Linked DNA regions of Homo sapiens: region 1 is linked to region 2. The links are chromatin loops, found by intact Hi-C in ENCODE. Cell type or tissue: endothelial cell of umbilical vein. All regions are shown on one strand.

Region 1 (8,000 bases), 99 kb after region 2:
CCTGGTCACTGTAGCCAGAGACATAGTGCTCTGATTGCCAGGCCTAGGTCAGCTGGGGGCTCCTGGAGCTGGGAAGGGGGTTACTGAGAATGAAACAGGTAATCCTCTAAAAAAAATCAGGGTACTGCATCCAGAAGGGAAGGGATGCTGAGAAGGCAAAAATAAATGTTGACTACAACACTGAGTCACTCTTTTTCTTCTAAGATGTAAACATGTTTTCTACATAATTAAAAGAAAAAACAAAAAGAAAAAGCAGCACGTGTTCCTTCTCAACAGATGCACACTCCTGGGCTATCTCAACCGTCTCACGATTTCACCTTACAGCTGTCCCTCTTAGAGTTCTCCAAATCGTCCATGTAAGATAGAAAGAAACAAACAGCTTGCTGGTCATCCTCACCTGTATGATCAGCAGTCACTTCAAGCTGAACTCGCCCACAACAGACCTCGCCATATTTGCACTGAGCCTACTACTTCTCCTGGAGTCTCTATTTCAGCAAGTGCAACCGCCACTGCCATCATCATAGTGACCTCAAAATAACCAATCCCTGCCCTCATCTCATCTCCCACCTTCAGTGCCACCCATCCCATAGCAATCACCAAATCCTGCCAATTCTTCCTCCTAAATGTAGTGCTCCTCGAAGTTGTCCCTTCAGCTCCATCTTTAGTCCCACAGGTCAGGGTCCTCATCATGTCTCGTGTGGAGCCCGAAGGGATTCTAAGAGGCTCTTCTGGGCTGTGCCTTCTTCCCTCCTGAGTGGCTGCCAGAAGGATCCTCCCCTCACTCAAATCTGACCAGGCCATTCACCACTCTTCAACCTTGCAGGAGTTCTCCTTCATCTACCCCTGCGATTTCCTAATGAAACTTACATAGAAGCCCAGTGTATTAATTTCCAAGGGCTCCTGTAACAAATTACCACAAACTTCATGGCTTGAAGCAACACAAGTTAACTCTCTCAGCTTTCTGGAGGCCAGAAGTCCCAAATCAAAGTGTGGTCAGGGTTGGCTCCTTCTGGAGTCTCTGAAGGAGAGTCCGTTGCACCCCTCTCTCCTAGCTGCTGCTAGCTGTGGCAATCCTTGGTGTCCGTGGCTTGTAGGCACATCCCTTCACTCTGCCTACATCTTCACATGGCCTTCTCCACTGTGTTTCTCCTCAGGGTCTATATGTCTCAAATCTGCCTTATAAAAACACTAGTCATTGGATTTAGGATCCAATTAATCCACCCAGTTAATCCAAAATTATGTCTTGAGATCTTTAATTTAATTACATCTGCAAAGACCCTGTTTCCAAGTAAGGTCACATTGACAAGTACCAGGGATTAGAATTTGGGTGTATATTTTGGGGGAACACAATTTAACTAACGACACCCAATATATGCAATGATGGTTACAAGATAAATCCCAAGCCCTTGTAAATGTTTATTTTTGGAGATGGAGTGTCACTCTGTTGCCTAGGTTGGAGTGCAATGGTGGTCAGCTCACTGCAACCTCCACCTCCTGGATTCAAATGATTCTCCTGCCTCAGCCTCCCAAGTAGCTGGGATTACAGGTTCACACCACCACACCTGGTTAATTTTTTGTATTTTTAGTAGAGACGGGGTTTCACTATGTAGGCCAGACTGGTCTCGAACTCCTGACCTCAGGTGATCCACCCGTCTCGGCCTCCCAAGGTGCTGGGATTACAAGCGTCAGCCACCGCGCCCACCCCCTTGTAAATCTTGATCCCATGATTACTGTAACTTGGGCCCATCCTCCTTCAATCTAGCTCCCCTCCTTTGGCTGTCTCCATCATCACTGGCTCACATCCTGGCTTTGTGCCCCAGTCCTACCCAAGGCTATTTTCTACCCCTGTGTCTTTTCCCCTTCTGATACTTCTACCTGGGATGTGTTCCTGCCTTGCTCCCGTATCACCTGACTGTGAGCATTTTGGGACTAAGACACCAAAACAGAGGTCTTACTGGCAATCAAAAGCAAAACTTAACACTACAGCTTGAATCAGCTTTTGCAATGTTTAAGAAAAAATCTAACCAATTGCCATTTTTTTTAAACCTGCAGATTCATATAAAAAAATCGGTATTCCCAGCTTCTCTTTGGCAGCATTAGCCTGCTTTCTGGTGTTGTAGCATGAGTCCAGAGCTGCAAGTAGCAGGGCTGCTCACTTTGGCCTTCATGTATTCTGCAATTCACATCCAGTTTACCTCCAGGCCTCTGGCACTTACCCCCATTAGCATTGGGTCCTATAGGCCCTTGAGTTCATCCTCTGCCTTAAGATTTCTCTTCTAGACTGAGCTGCCTTCTCTACAGGGAAACCTTAGCTCACCCTGCCTCTCCACCCTCCCATTTGTTCTGGTCTTGCTTCACCACCTGCCTCAAGGGAGGCCACTTCAAACACACACAAAAATCTCCCTCATGACCTGGCACACTTTCGTGTTCTCTCCCTACCACTCGTTTTCACAATATACTAAATAGCCTATACATTATGTATTATACGTTAATTACAAAATTAATCCATAAACCACAGCATCAAGGCCAAAGCAGGGCACCACTGTCCATGCCCAAATGCCTGCATACCTTTCCCATTTCCAGGCTGTTGTAGCTCATCATTTTACCCTGGTGTTACCAATACTAAAATGGCATGGAGGTTGGGAAAAAAAATGGTAGGATTTATCTTACTCCATATATCCATCTAGCAATCCACCCATTCCTCACTTTCTACCTAAATTGCTGAAAAAACAGAAACTGGCAGCCAGCTACCCAGATAAATTTTCTTTTTTTTTTTTTTGAGACAGAATCTCTCTCTGTCGCCCAGGCTGGAGTGCAGTGGCGCTATCTTGGCTCACTGCAAGCTCCACCTCCCCGGTTCAAGCCATTCTCCTGCCTCAGCCTCCCGAGTAGTGGGGACTACAGGTGCCTGCCACCGCACCCAGCTAATTTTTTGTATTTTTAGCAGAGACGCGGTTTCACCGTGTTAGCCAGGATGGTTTCGATCTCCTGACCTCGTGATCTGCCCACCTCAGCCTCCCGAAGTGCTGGGATTACAGGCATGAGCCACCACCACACCCAGCCAATAAATTTTAATGGCAAGAGTAAATTAGGCCAGGCATGGTGGCTCACACCTGTAATCCCAGCACTTTGGGAGGTAGATCACCTGAGATCAGGAGGTTGAGACCAGCCTGGTCAACACGGCAAAACCCCATCTCTACTAAAATACAAAAAAATTAGCCAGCCGGGCATGGTGGTGTGTGCCTGTGATCCCAGCTACTCGGGAGGCTGAGGCAAGAGAATCACTTGAACCCAAGGGGCAGAGGTTGCAGTGAGCTGAGATCATACCACTGCACTCCAGCCTGGGCGACACAGCCAGACTCCATCTCACATAAATAAATAAATAGTACCTTCTTTATAAACCTGCTCTCTGGAGGCAGCTCAAGAGATAGCCAAACTCTCTCCAGGATTTTCACCAAAGCACATTGCCGAGCCCCTTGCTGAAGAAAGCCTACCCACACCTCCAGGATTTTCACCAAAGCACGTTGCCGAGCCCCTTGCTGAAGAAAGCCTACCTATACCCACAACACTCCTGGGTCTGTCCTTTGTTTTGACACAGCCAAGATAGGTTGTACATAGCAAGATAAAATGCCAGGATGGCGACATTTGTTCTGCCCAGCTTCCAAGCTTGCCCTCATGTGTCAGATGTCAGATTTCTAAGAATAACTGCTCGTTTTTCCAAAAATGAACCTCACACATTCATTGGAACTTCCTGTCCCCACCAAAGCATTCTTCATAACCAAGCAGACAAAAGAGAGTTGTTGGGAAATGATCTCGTGCTCAGAATCCATGTCAGCAAATGCCTTATGATCAGGAAGTTAGTGTTATTTAAGTGGGAGATGGTTCCTCTCTAAAACAATGGTGCCCAGAAAATAACTATAATCATGTTATTTTATTACTTTGCCGTTGTGCTTGTATATTTTTAACCACTGCATTGTGCTTTTTGCACCTATATTGTACTTTATTATACCCTGAAGGTATCACTTAAGTGTATATTTTCATTTTAGGGCATATGGTTTTCAGTTTTTCAACAATTGAAACAAGTTGGAGTTGTAGTAAAGTAATTTGAGAAGAGGCCAGTCTTGGAAGTCTGTATTTTTAAAGACTTTGAGTTTGGGAAAAAACATTTGTTTTACTTATTTACTGTGGTTAAAAAGACCATTACATTTGCTTGTTAATCAGTCATAATTTGAGAAAGGATAGTTTCTTTAGAGCCTCAGAAAATGGCCCTCTGGCCACCAACATATTTTCCATTTTGGCTCTGTAATAAAACAGTATTCAGTAAATGAAAGACATTGGCATTTGTTTGGATTTCTTTTTTGAACTTTTTATATAAAACACTTCTGTTCCATTAGGATAATCCTATTTGACTTGCTTCTCTCAGTCAAAGAAAAGGAAAAAACTATTATGAGAGAGCCAGGAACAAAGGATTTCCCACCCCTAGTCGGGCTTTTGATCCTCACATGGTCATAACAGGCCTCCGGCAGTAGCCAATAACTTCCGGCTTCAAAGGAGGGGAAGCAGGCTTAAAATGAACGCACCGTCCAGTGCTGCCATGAGGTTTGGGCTGGCAGATTGCTCTCCTGACCCCTGTGTACAATCACTTTCTGCCCTCTGTGATGGATACAATTACCACTGTTTTTACCTACAGAGAAACCCCCACTACTATTTTATGGCCAGTGAATTTGCCTGCCCGTGTCTAATACAGTCATGGTGTTGAACTCGACCATGTCGCACTAGGCTTATGTTAAGATAATCAAAGAATGTGGAGCACTGAGTCACTTTTGTTCTTTATAGAAAACACCAGAGCAGAAACCAACAGTTTGTCAAACAATTCACCATAGCAAGATTTTAATAAATGAGTCTTTTTGCTGATATGGCAATTATTTTACACAGAAAAAAGATATAAATTCCATGCTGTCCTGGATCTACACAAACAAGAAAAAACATTCATAATTCTGGAAATTTTCTAGTTCAGCAACTCCATCAACTTTCAATTAACCTCAGAAGCCAGGCCATTACTGCTGCCAGATTAGCTCGAGAACTCTCCAGGACCCTTTAATTCTTTACACCAGACCTTTTCCACATTTATTTATCTATTTCTTCTTTCCCTTCCACACCCCTGTTCTCTTCTCTGCCTCCTTCACTTTCTATTCCATTATACCCTTCTTAATCTACCACACCTCAGTGGTGATGGTGGGCAAAAATGGCTGCCATTATGTTATCAGCACGAACTAAGCTTACTTGGGAAGTCAGAAAACGGGATGCAATCCCCATAAACATGGAAAAGGCATATTGATTCTATGTCATCAAGCTCCACCTTTCCCATAGGTTGCACATGGCAAGATAAAATGCCAGGATGGGGACAATTTTTCTGCCCAGCTTCCAAGCTTGCCTTCATGTGCCATATGTCAGATTTCTAAGAATACTGTTCAGTTTTCCAAAAATGAACCTCACACATTCATAGGGCCACTCAAACTTCCTGCCCCCACCAAAGCATTCTTCATAACCAAACAGACAAAAGAGAGTTGTTGGGAAATGACCTCGTGCTCAGAATCCATGTCAGCAAATGCCTTATGATCAGGAAGTTAGTGTTATTTAAGAGTGAGATGGTTCCTCTCTAAAACAATGGTGCCCAGAAAATAACTATAATCATGTTATTTTATTGCTTTGCCGTTGTGCTTGTATTTTTAACCACTGCATTGTCCAAAGGAAATCCTTGCTCTTCTCTTTCGTGAGTTTTCTTTCTTTCTACCCACTTTCCCCCATCTTTGCTACCCTCCTTTCAAATATTTGCTCATACCATTTTCCCTTTATGGAATGCCCTCCCTGAATCTATTTATGTAAATCTACTCTTCACTTCAAAATACAACCTAATTGCTTCTCTTTTTCCGAGCATTCTATGATCAAAAGAGCAGGTCATGGACTTTTCTGCCTTGAATTCATGTGGCACTCACTGTCCAGAGCAAGATTTGTATTCATGCAACAGAGCTTCTTTAAGCACCTACTATATCCTTAACATAATGATAAGCCCTGCACTGTATGACATTTTCGAAATGAAAAAAATTTACTTTATCAAAGAAGAAAAGATGTCACATGACACAAATATCTATATGACAATGTAGAATATGATGAGTGTCATGAAAGATATATAATTTTAAAGCTCAAAAGAAGGAGACAGATGACTTCTCTCCAGGGAAACTGCTTCAAGGATTTGCTTGTTGTGCCAGTCTAGAAGGAATGCTGATCTCTATCACATTAGTATTTGTGGCCCTGGAGTCATCCCTCTTGCCTTTCATTGTTCGTTGCCTGGCATTGTTCACTTGCATTTTTAGATGCTTCTGTCTTGTCACTATAACTAGATATGAGCTTGAAATGAACTGAAATCTTGCCTTATATTTTATATGGTTCCCTCACTACCCTTTACCTAATAGTTACACAGTAAACATTTTTTAACCCAACAAACCCTTATTTAACCCCTACTGATTTCCTGACTCTGAGCACGGTAGTTAGGGATGGCAGCCAACTTCCACAGAGAGAGACCTGGCCAGGAACCATTCCACTATGGAGGTGAAGAATAAACAGGACTTTATAGATGAGTGATGGTTTACCAGATGGACAAGGAGAGAAGTATTCCCAATGCAAGAAGAGATTGTCCAAAGGCCTGAAAAACAAAGAAATAAGAAACAGAAGTTGAGGCAGGAGAGGTCTTTATTGGCCACACTAATATCTTACCCTAGAGCCTCTGACATCCACAAAAAATGCAGTATTATTGCAGTGAGATGAGATCGGGCCACTGCACTCCAGCCTGGGCAATAGAGTAAGACTCAGTCTCAAAGAAAAAAAAGAAAACAAAAAAGAAAAAGAAAAGCAGAATTAACTCAACCACTGTTCTTATTTTTATGTTAAATGTGGAATTTGTAACATTGTATTATAAATTATAAAACAGAACAAAAATTCTATTTTCAGGTTGTAGAATCCAGATGATTGTAGAATCGAACTGATGAGCTCGTCTAAATCTCTGTCTCCCTTAAATAAACAATTTGGTCAGTTAGCCCATCCTAGGGTCACCACTTCTCCAGATCATTAAAGAGAAATTAATTTAACAAACAGATGTCTTCTTATCAGGGACAATACAGTCGCTTCCTAAAGAAGCATTCCAAGTAAGATTCCTTTAGAGCAACCATACAAATTAGCACTGGCACTTGAAATTGTAAGTCAAGAAGCTTTTTTTGGTAAAAGTTCTATCCAATGGCTGCTTCCATGTGGCTTCTCTGAGATTTACCAGGATTTCCAGCAGGAAAGAAGCAACCGTAAGAAATTTGATCTTCATAGTTGGACTTCGTCATCACTTCGTCGCTGGCTACCCTTCCCCACTGCTATCCTTTCTTGAAAGTCAAAAGTTACTTTCTCATCCCAAAACCTTCTAGAGACTCTTGTCTTATGAATTATGAAAATTTATGTTACTGGGCAAGTACATATTTCATTTAAAATCCCCATCTCTATTTTAATAAATGCATTATTCCTAATATAATACCACATATTCTGGACATGTTTGTCTGGATCAGACTTATTTTTTTGCCAAAGGCTATAGGACAAGACACATTTAAAATTTAAGTAGGCCAGGTTTCAGAAGATGAAAGGGATTTGGTTTTAAAAGGTTACTAAGAAAGCTATTAGTAGGATAATTTCAAAGGCAGCTACTCCATGGGCATTTCTATATTTTTATTGGGTACAAATTGGACAAAGGAAAGCATTTAATTGACAAATTGGGGGGACTACAAATAAGTGTGAATTTTATGCTCAGCTAATAAGCATACAAAACAAATTATGTGAAAATTTAGTCAAAGAGAAGAATGGAATATAATTTCAAGAAACTCTCTAAGTGACTCAACGGATATTAATGACCACACCGAAAAGTGGGAAGTAAATGTAACATGTGGCAGAGCAGGGTTGGAGTC
Region 2 (8,000 bases):
ACTAAAATCATAAAGCATTAACAAAAGAATTTGAAGAAGATAAAAATAAATGGAAAGATACCCTGTGCTCACTGATTGGGATAATTAATATTACTAAAATGTCCATGCTACCTAAAATGCTTTACAGATTCAATGTAACCTCTGTCAAAATTCCCATGGTGTTTTTCACAGAAATAGAAAAGAAATCCTAAAATATGTGTGAAATCACTAAAGACCCTGAATAAACAAAGCCATCTTGAATTAGAAGAACTAAGGTAGTAGCATCACATTTTCTGATATCAAATTATATTACAAAGCAATAATAATCAAAACAGTATGGTACTGGCATTAAAAACAGACAAGTAGACCAATGGAACAGAATAGAGAGCCCAGAAAAAAGCCCACATGTATACTACAGTCAACTAATTTTTGATAAAGGCATCAAGAATATACAATAGGGAAAGGATGATCTCTTCAATAAATGGCATTGGGAAAACTGGATATGCATATGCAAAAGAATAAAATTGGAATCTTACTTTATACCATACACAGAGGTTAACTCAAAATGAATTGAAGACCTATACACAAGATCTGAAACTACAAAACTAGAAGAAAACATATAGAAAACTATAAAAATAGAAGAAAACTTTTGTTCCTTGAAATTTTTCTTGGCAATTTTTTTTTACTTATCACTCAAAGCACAGGCAACAAAAGCAAAAACAAACACGTATAACTATATCAAATTAAAAATTTCTGCGCAGCAAAAGGAACAATCAACAAAATGAAAAGGCATCCTATGGAATGTGAGAAAATATGTGAACACTGTATGTCCAATGAAAGGTTAATATCAAAAATATATAAGAAACTCTTACAACTCAATACCATACAAATGAACAAACAAACCAACAAAATAACCCAAGTGAAAAATGGGTAAAAGGGCTGCATAGAAAATTTTCCAAAGAAGATATACAAATGACCAACAGGTACATGAAGAGATGCCCAACATCACTAATCATCAAGGAAATGCAAATCAAAACCACAGTGAGATATTGCCTCACACCTGTTAGGTTGGCTATTATCAAAAAGTCAAAGATAATGAGGGTTGGGAAAGATGTGAAGAAAAGGGAACACTTATCTACTGTTGGTGAGACTATAAATTGGTACAGCCCTATGAAAATAGTATGGAGTTTCCTCAAAAAATTAAAAATAGAACTACCATACGATCTAGCAATCCCTCTTCTGGGTATATATCCAAAGGAAATAAAATCACTATCTCAAAAAGATAGCTCTACTCCCACATTCCCCCTTGCAGCAATATTCATAATAACCAAAATAAGGAAATAATCTAAGTGTCCTACAACACACTGATAAGGTTTGACTGTGTGTCCCCACCCAAATCTCATCTCGAATTGTAATCCCCGTAATCTCCACCTCAAAGGAGGGACCTGGTGGAAGGTGACTGGATCGTGGGGGTGGTTTTCCCCATGCCGTTCTCATGATAGTGAGTGAGTTCTCATGAGAGCTGATGGTTTTATAAGTGTTTGACAGTTCCTCCTTCACACTTGCACACACTCCCTCCTGCAGCCTTGTGAAGAAGTTGCCTGTTTCCCCTTCAATTTCTGCCATGATTATAAGTTTTCTGAGGCCTCCTAGTCATGCTTCCCATTAAGCCAGTGGAACTGTGAGTCAATTAAACCTCTTTCCTTTATAATTCCTAGTCTCAGGTAGTATTCTTTATATCAGTGTGAGAATGGACGAATACACACAATTGAATATTATTATTGAGCCTTAAAAATGAAGGCTATCTGGCCGGACATGGTGGCTCATGACTATAATTCCAGCACTTTGGGAGGCCAAGGTAGTCAGATCCCTTGAGCCTGAGAACTCAAGACCAGCCTGGACAACATAGCAAAACCCTGTCTCTACAAAAAAAAAAAAAAAAGCAAGAAAATTACCTGCGTGCAGTGGCATGTGCCTGTAGTCCCAGCTACCACGGAGGCTGAGGCGGGAGGACTACTTCAGCCCAGGAGGTCAAGGATGCAGTGACCTGTGATCCCACCACTGCCCTCCAACCTGAGTGACAATGTGAGATCCTATCTTAAAAAAAAAAAAGGAGAAAGAAATCGAAATCTTGCCATTTGCAATAACATGGATGAAGTTAGAGGACATTACGCTAAATGAAATAAGCCAGATAAATAAACATAAATACTGCATAGTCTCATGTACATGTGGAATCTTTAAAAAAAAGTCAAATACATAGAAACAGAGAGTAAAATGGTGATGACCAGGGGCTGAGTCATGGAAAAAAAAGGGGAAATATTATTCAAAGGGTACAAACTTTCTTTTTTTTTTTTTTTAAAGAGCCAAGGTCTTGCTGTGTCACCCAGGCTGGAGTGCAGTGGGGTAATCATAGTTCACTTCAGCCTTGAACTCCTGGGGTCAAGAGATCTTCCTACCTCAGCCTCCTGAGTAGCTGAGACTACTGGTGCACACCACCATACCTGGATAGTTTTTTTAATTTTTGTAAGGATGGGATGTCATTGTTACCCACGCTGGTCTCAAACTCCTGGTCTCAAGTGACCCTCCCACCTCAGCCTCCCAAAGTGCCGGGATTACAGGCATGAGCCACCACACTCAGCCAAACTTTAAGTTCTCAAATAAATAAGTTCAGGTTTAATGTCCAGCTTGGTGACCATAATTAGTAATAATGTATTGTGTACTTGAAATTTGCTAAGAGAGTAGATCTTAAGTGTTCTCACCAGGGAAACAGAGGTAACCACGTGAGGTGATGGATGTTAGCTTGATTGTGGTAATAATTTCACAGTATATATCAAAATATCATGTTGTAAAAAATATATACAATTTTTATGTGTTAATCATACCTCAATAAAGGGTGCGGGGGAGGATATTGCCTCCAAATCAGGGTCTATTCACACATTTCCCCTGAGGAGATTCCCTCCAGCCTGGCCAGCTCACTGTTCAGCCCCGGGTGCTGCCCCTGAGGATGCAGCTTCTGGGGATGGCTGAGGATGGCTGGCTACACTGGAGGCAGGAGGCTGATGGTTCAGTGATGTCTTTGATCCCTACATCTATATTACTGCATTGTTCCACTCACTGGAATAAGAACTTTGATTCCTATTTAAACCAGGGCTTTAGAGGATATTTAAAAGAAATAATGGGAATTCCCAACATGGAAACATTACTTTTTACTGAAAGCACAGTTCACAGACAGGGGGATAAAAGGAAGTTAGATCTGATTCCTGAGTGTCCTACCTATTTACATTTTGGAATCCAGTAATGTAAGTACATTTATGCTTGTGTTTAAAATATGAGCATAGAAACAACACCTAGAAAACACATGTATTTAAATCTAAGTTGAAGATAAGATGGAATTTATTGGAGGGCAACAGCAGTGACCAAAAAAAAAAAAGCAAGAGACCAATTCAACACATTAGACCTGGTCAAATAACTACCTCACGCGCAGCTACAATTACCTGAACGCCAACAACAAAATGCTGTGACGATTCAGTCTTCATCATAATTACTCATCTTCTATAGACGATACAGTCTTAAAGCATAGGAAAGAATGTATGTACAAAGAAGCACGGAAAATGACACGGTGTAGAAGATGATGACTACTCCAGTGAATGCCATAGGTGGAGCCAATTTTCTAACTGGAGTAAAATGAACTAAATTCAGAATCAAATTGAAATGTAGAGGAATATTTATTTTTCTCACCTTAATGCTTTCCTTTAAGCAGGTTTAGTTTTCATTCATTTCACTGATCTAAGGTTAATAAATTCATTATTTCAGCACCCTATGAAGAAGAAACACATCTTTTTTTTTAATTATTCTTCCTCAATAAAAGCATATCTGGAATCCTATTTTCTGAGTGAGCTGGCACACGGGGTGGGGGAGGGGAAAACTGGGAGTGTGTTGGGGAAAGCGAGGGCAGGAGGGATGACAAATCTGACCCTACCCGACAGTGCTGCCTGTCCTGTAGCATCCCAACCCTTACAGTGGTCACCCATGTGTAGTTAATCAGATTAAAAGCCTCTGAGAAACCCCTTTGAATCTCTGTCAAACAAAGACATGGAATAAACAAGAAAAAGCAGGAAGGTTATAATGCTGCACGTGGGTTAGTAATAGAAGCAAATGCAAACGCCCAGGTACCTCAGAGACTTACCCGTACCTGTCAGGGGTCTGAAAGATTTCCTGTGGCCCTGGCAGTCTGGATTTAAGGCAGGCTTAGGGGAATTAGTAAACAAAACACAGCTGAGGGTCTTTTGCCATAAACTGAACAACCAAGGAAATGAAAGTAAGGCCACGGCAAAGTTGTCTCAGCGGTGTCACTGGCTGCCATGGGGCAGCCCTGCGGTGGAAGGGCCTGACCGGCCCGGGCCAGGGTGACATCTCGGGATGTGATCTGAGCCGTCCTTGTGTGCAGATCCATGTGTTTGGAGAACAGGGTCTGTCTGTTATGTGAACACAGAGGGCATTGAGCCCAAAGCCTCATATACATTAAAAATATAATGAGAGAGATTTTTATCTTCCATGAATATTTAATTCTTCTGAAAGCCAACCATCTGCATATCACAATGCCCCGATGCATGTGTGTGATTTTCTCTGTTGTCTTTCAAAATAAAGCAGACCATTTCACTCTTCCTGTGATGCCTTGAAAGTTGCTTAAATGTGCATTGATCACTTTGATCTAATGAGTGTGTGTATTTTAAAACAAAGTCAGCACTGTTGCTCTAATCTATTTGTGTGAAGGAAACAGAACAATGGGGGGAAACCAGGTCGGGTTTCATCGTTTTCCTGGTGGCCTGTATCACAATTCACTGCCGTTTTGAATGCTGTTTAATTTTTGCTGATGTCTTTTTATCTTAGGCTTCATGTGAATTTAAAAAGAGTTTCATTGATATGCAACCTACTGTGTATTATGATATCCTGCCTGCCCTGTTGCACTGTGGAAGCCTGCAGCTGCCTGAAGCCTAATTATGCATGCATGCATGCCAAGCCCAGATGCTCGGCCAAGAGTGCCTCAACCGACTACAGTTTCTCACTTGTTTTTGTTTGAATTATAATTGGGCAGATCTATATTTCTCAACCCATCTTGTAGCTTCAGCATGCTCCTCTTTGCCTCTGTTGCTACCTCTGCTTGAGTCAGCTTCTTCATGAAGGAGTCCCTTGCCAATCTGAAGTGCCTCTGAGATCTGAGAAGGGTCATTCATGGGTTTGACAAATCCTTTTACCTACACCGCATTTTAAAAGGTACAAAAATGACCCTAGCCCCAATCAGATTTCCTCCAGATGGTTGGTAGCTTAAAAAAAAAAAAAAAAGAATAGTTAACTAGAAGCTGGCATCTGGGTAGAAACAAAGAAGGCTTAGAGCCAGGCATCTACAATGGAGAGGAATATCAGAACTAAAGCTTTACACCTGCTGAAGGAAGGTAATGGAGACTAGCAAAAACAGATTTGTTAAGCATGTGCATTCACTATTCAGAGAGCCTTTTGTGAACTGTTTTCCAGGCTACCTACGGGACCTCAGTCTTCAAGAATAACAAAGCCTCATCTGAGAGTGTGAAACTGGGTATGGCATCGCACTAAATGTGGTGTTACTCTGAGTCACCCTTCATCTGGAGATGTACACATAGAGTAACCCTCTCATATAGGATGGCAGCTGCTAGTTATAGTACTTATTTCTTTTTTTTACAACTTTAAAAAATTTCTTGAGATGTGATTTCACTATGCTGCCCAGGCTGGCCTCAAACTCCTGGCCTCGGGAGCTCCCAAGTAACTGGAACTACAGGCACACACCACCATGCCAGGCCATACGGTATTTATTTCTGAGGTACTATCAGAGACACTGTATTGTTTTTTAAATGGAGCATCAAATTAAGCACACAGATTAATTTCATTGAAAATCGTGGGATATTTTTTGATCCTGAAGCTTAAAAAAAAGTGGTGAAATTATATTGAAGCTTCAAGAGTAAGCAGGAATTTATAATAAGATAATTCTCCATGACAATCTTAAGACATAAAATCATTGGGTGAGCATTTGTCATTCAATTAGACTACTTCTGTTTGAAGAGTAATTCTTAACAACTAACATTTTCATCCAACATGCTGGTAAAGAAACAATTTTTCTGACATTTGTTAAAATGGCTAGGTAGACTTTATTCAGGGCTATTGTGATAAAAGTAGATACTGCTGCAATACAGTTTTGTAGTAGGGGAGAGAGATTGGGCTCAACATTGAATATAAGGAAAAGTGAAGATTTATAGTGAGGTGGGACACTGAATGGAAAATTGCTAAGAAGAAATATCATGGGAAGAGGGGATTCTGCCTAAAATGATTCTGGCTAATCTGACCTAACAAGATTCTTGCTGATAGCAGGCCAAAGTGGTCAGACGTCAGCTGGCAGATGGTGGACAATGAGGAATTTGATCAGATAGTGTGTGTCATCCATTACCAAGGGGAGAGGTTCTCTCTAAACTAACTTTTCAAGATTCTTGCTAAAACCGGATTCTACAAGGCTAGAGACAGAAGCCTACGGTCAGGTCCGGTCTAGCAAAGGCATCAGTATAACCTGACTAGAGATTGGTCAAGGAGAAAATCTTTGTCAACACCTTACTACTCATGTTATAGTGCCATTATAATTACTTGAAGTTGATACTATTACTATTTCCATTTTACAGATAAGAACATTGAGACCTTGACACTTTCCCAAAACCAATCGCTTCTATGTTGGCAGAAATGAGATTTGAACGCACATTGTCTCAGTCCAAAATTCATGTGCCTAGCAGCGATTATATTTTGCCTACCTAAGAGGAACATTTGACTCAAATACTGTTTTCAGCACACAAACTCTGTTTCTCAGATGTAAATAATACTGACATTTATCTAGTGCCTACTCAGTGCCAAACACTGAGTGCTTTACAACTCCTGTATGAGGTAAATGTATGCATTAGCCAATTTTCTAAATGAGCTCTCCACTCTTAACCATTCTGCTAATAGTTTCCAACTTTAGCTAAAACATAGATGGCTGAGCTCTCTCCCTAGTGTTTTGGATTCAGTAGGTCTGGGTTCAAGCCCAAGAACTTGCTTTGTAATACATGATGTTGATCCTGCTGGTCTGGGGACCATACTTTAGAACCACTACTCTATGCTGTACTAATATTACCAATATATAATTGGTATAATTAATTATCCCAGGTCCTTCACCTGCATGCTATACATTTCTAATCCTATTAAGGGAGAGGAAAATTGAGTTCCAAAAAGTCAAGTAAATGGTGTGGCATCACACTGATGGTAGGCAGGAGAGCCAGGACCCAAATACAGAGCTGACTTCCAATACCCAAGCTCTTCCCAAGACCACCCGGGGTTCCAGGCTGGGTGGTCTTCCAAACTGACTAGTCATAGAGTAAACCCAGGATGTGTCTTACACTAAATGGTAACATAATACAGTGCACATTAATAATTAATATAATTCCCTGGAATATGAGGAGGAGTGTCATTGTCTTAATAAATTGCTTGGAAAACAAAATGTTTTGGGCATGTTGGCAATGTGTGAAATAACTAGTGCTGGGGCTTAGAAAAATGATACCTCAAAGCCTGGCACTTGGACATGCTGAGTACTTTCAACTAAAGAAGCAACCTCAGCACCAAGGTGACCTCCTGCCTTCCTGTCTATTGCCCCTCTGCTCCTCCAGAAGCACAGGGAAGGGTTTCCTTTGAAATTCTCCTATCTGACTAACAATGTTCCTCCAGAAGGAATGCAGTTGTCTTGGACCTCCTCCCTATAATCTCATCAAACCGGGAAGATTAACTAGAAGGAAAGAAGACTAGAATTGACATCACACCCAGAGCCCAGAGGAACTTTGTCCCAGATTATTGTCTTTTCTTCAGGTCCATTCATCCACCTAAAAATCCTTTACTCTTTCTCTAAAATTGCCTACATCTCTGTGTTAGTCTGTTTTCATGCTGCCGATAAAGACATACCCAAGATTGGGTAATTT

Evidence for each region. Hi-C counts contacts between places; a loop is a spot of excess contacts. Peaks named below come from ENCODE experiments on the same cell type or tissue, not always from the same donor. Only the 100,000 strongest peaks of a DNase experiment are listed, where the experiment ranks them.
Region 1: it touches region 2 in a loop (4-fold over the local background); 2 of 110 quality-filtered maps call a loop at or near these places.

What each region holds. Positions count from the first base shown.
Region 1 is chr5:124,532,810-124,540,809 of GRCh38, forward strand. No RefSeq gene overlaps it. Among named protein-coding and RNA genes, the nearest start is that of LINC01170, 98 kb to the left of the region's middle. In endothelial cell of umbilical vein, no CTCF peak of the experiment used is centred here; DNase peaks (open chromatin) are centred at 3,762, 4,522 and 5,562; H3K27ac peaks cover 2,195 bases.
Region 2 is chr5:124,434,224-124,442,223 of GRCh38, forward strand. It overlaps LINC01170 (long intergenic non-protein coding RNA 1170), which reads right to left and starts at 4,297. Exons shown (of 6, transcript NR_125774.1): 1 at 4,172-4,297; 2 at 3,474-3,653; 3 at 1,935-2,072. In endothelial cell of umbilical vein, no CTCF peak of the experiment used is centred here; a DNase peak (open chromatin) is centred at 4,818.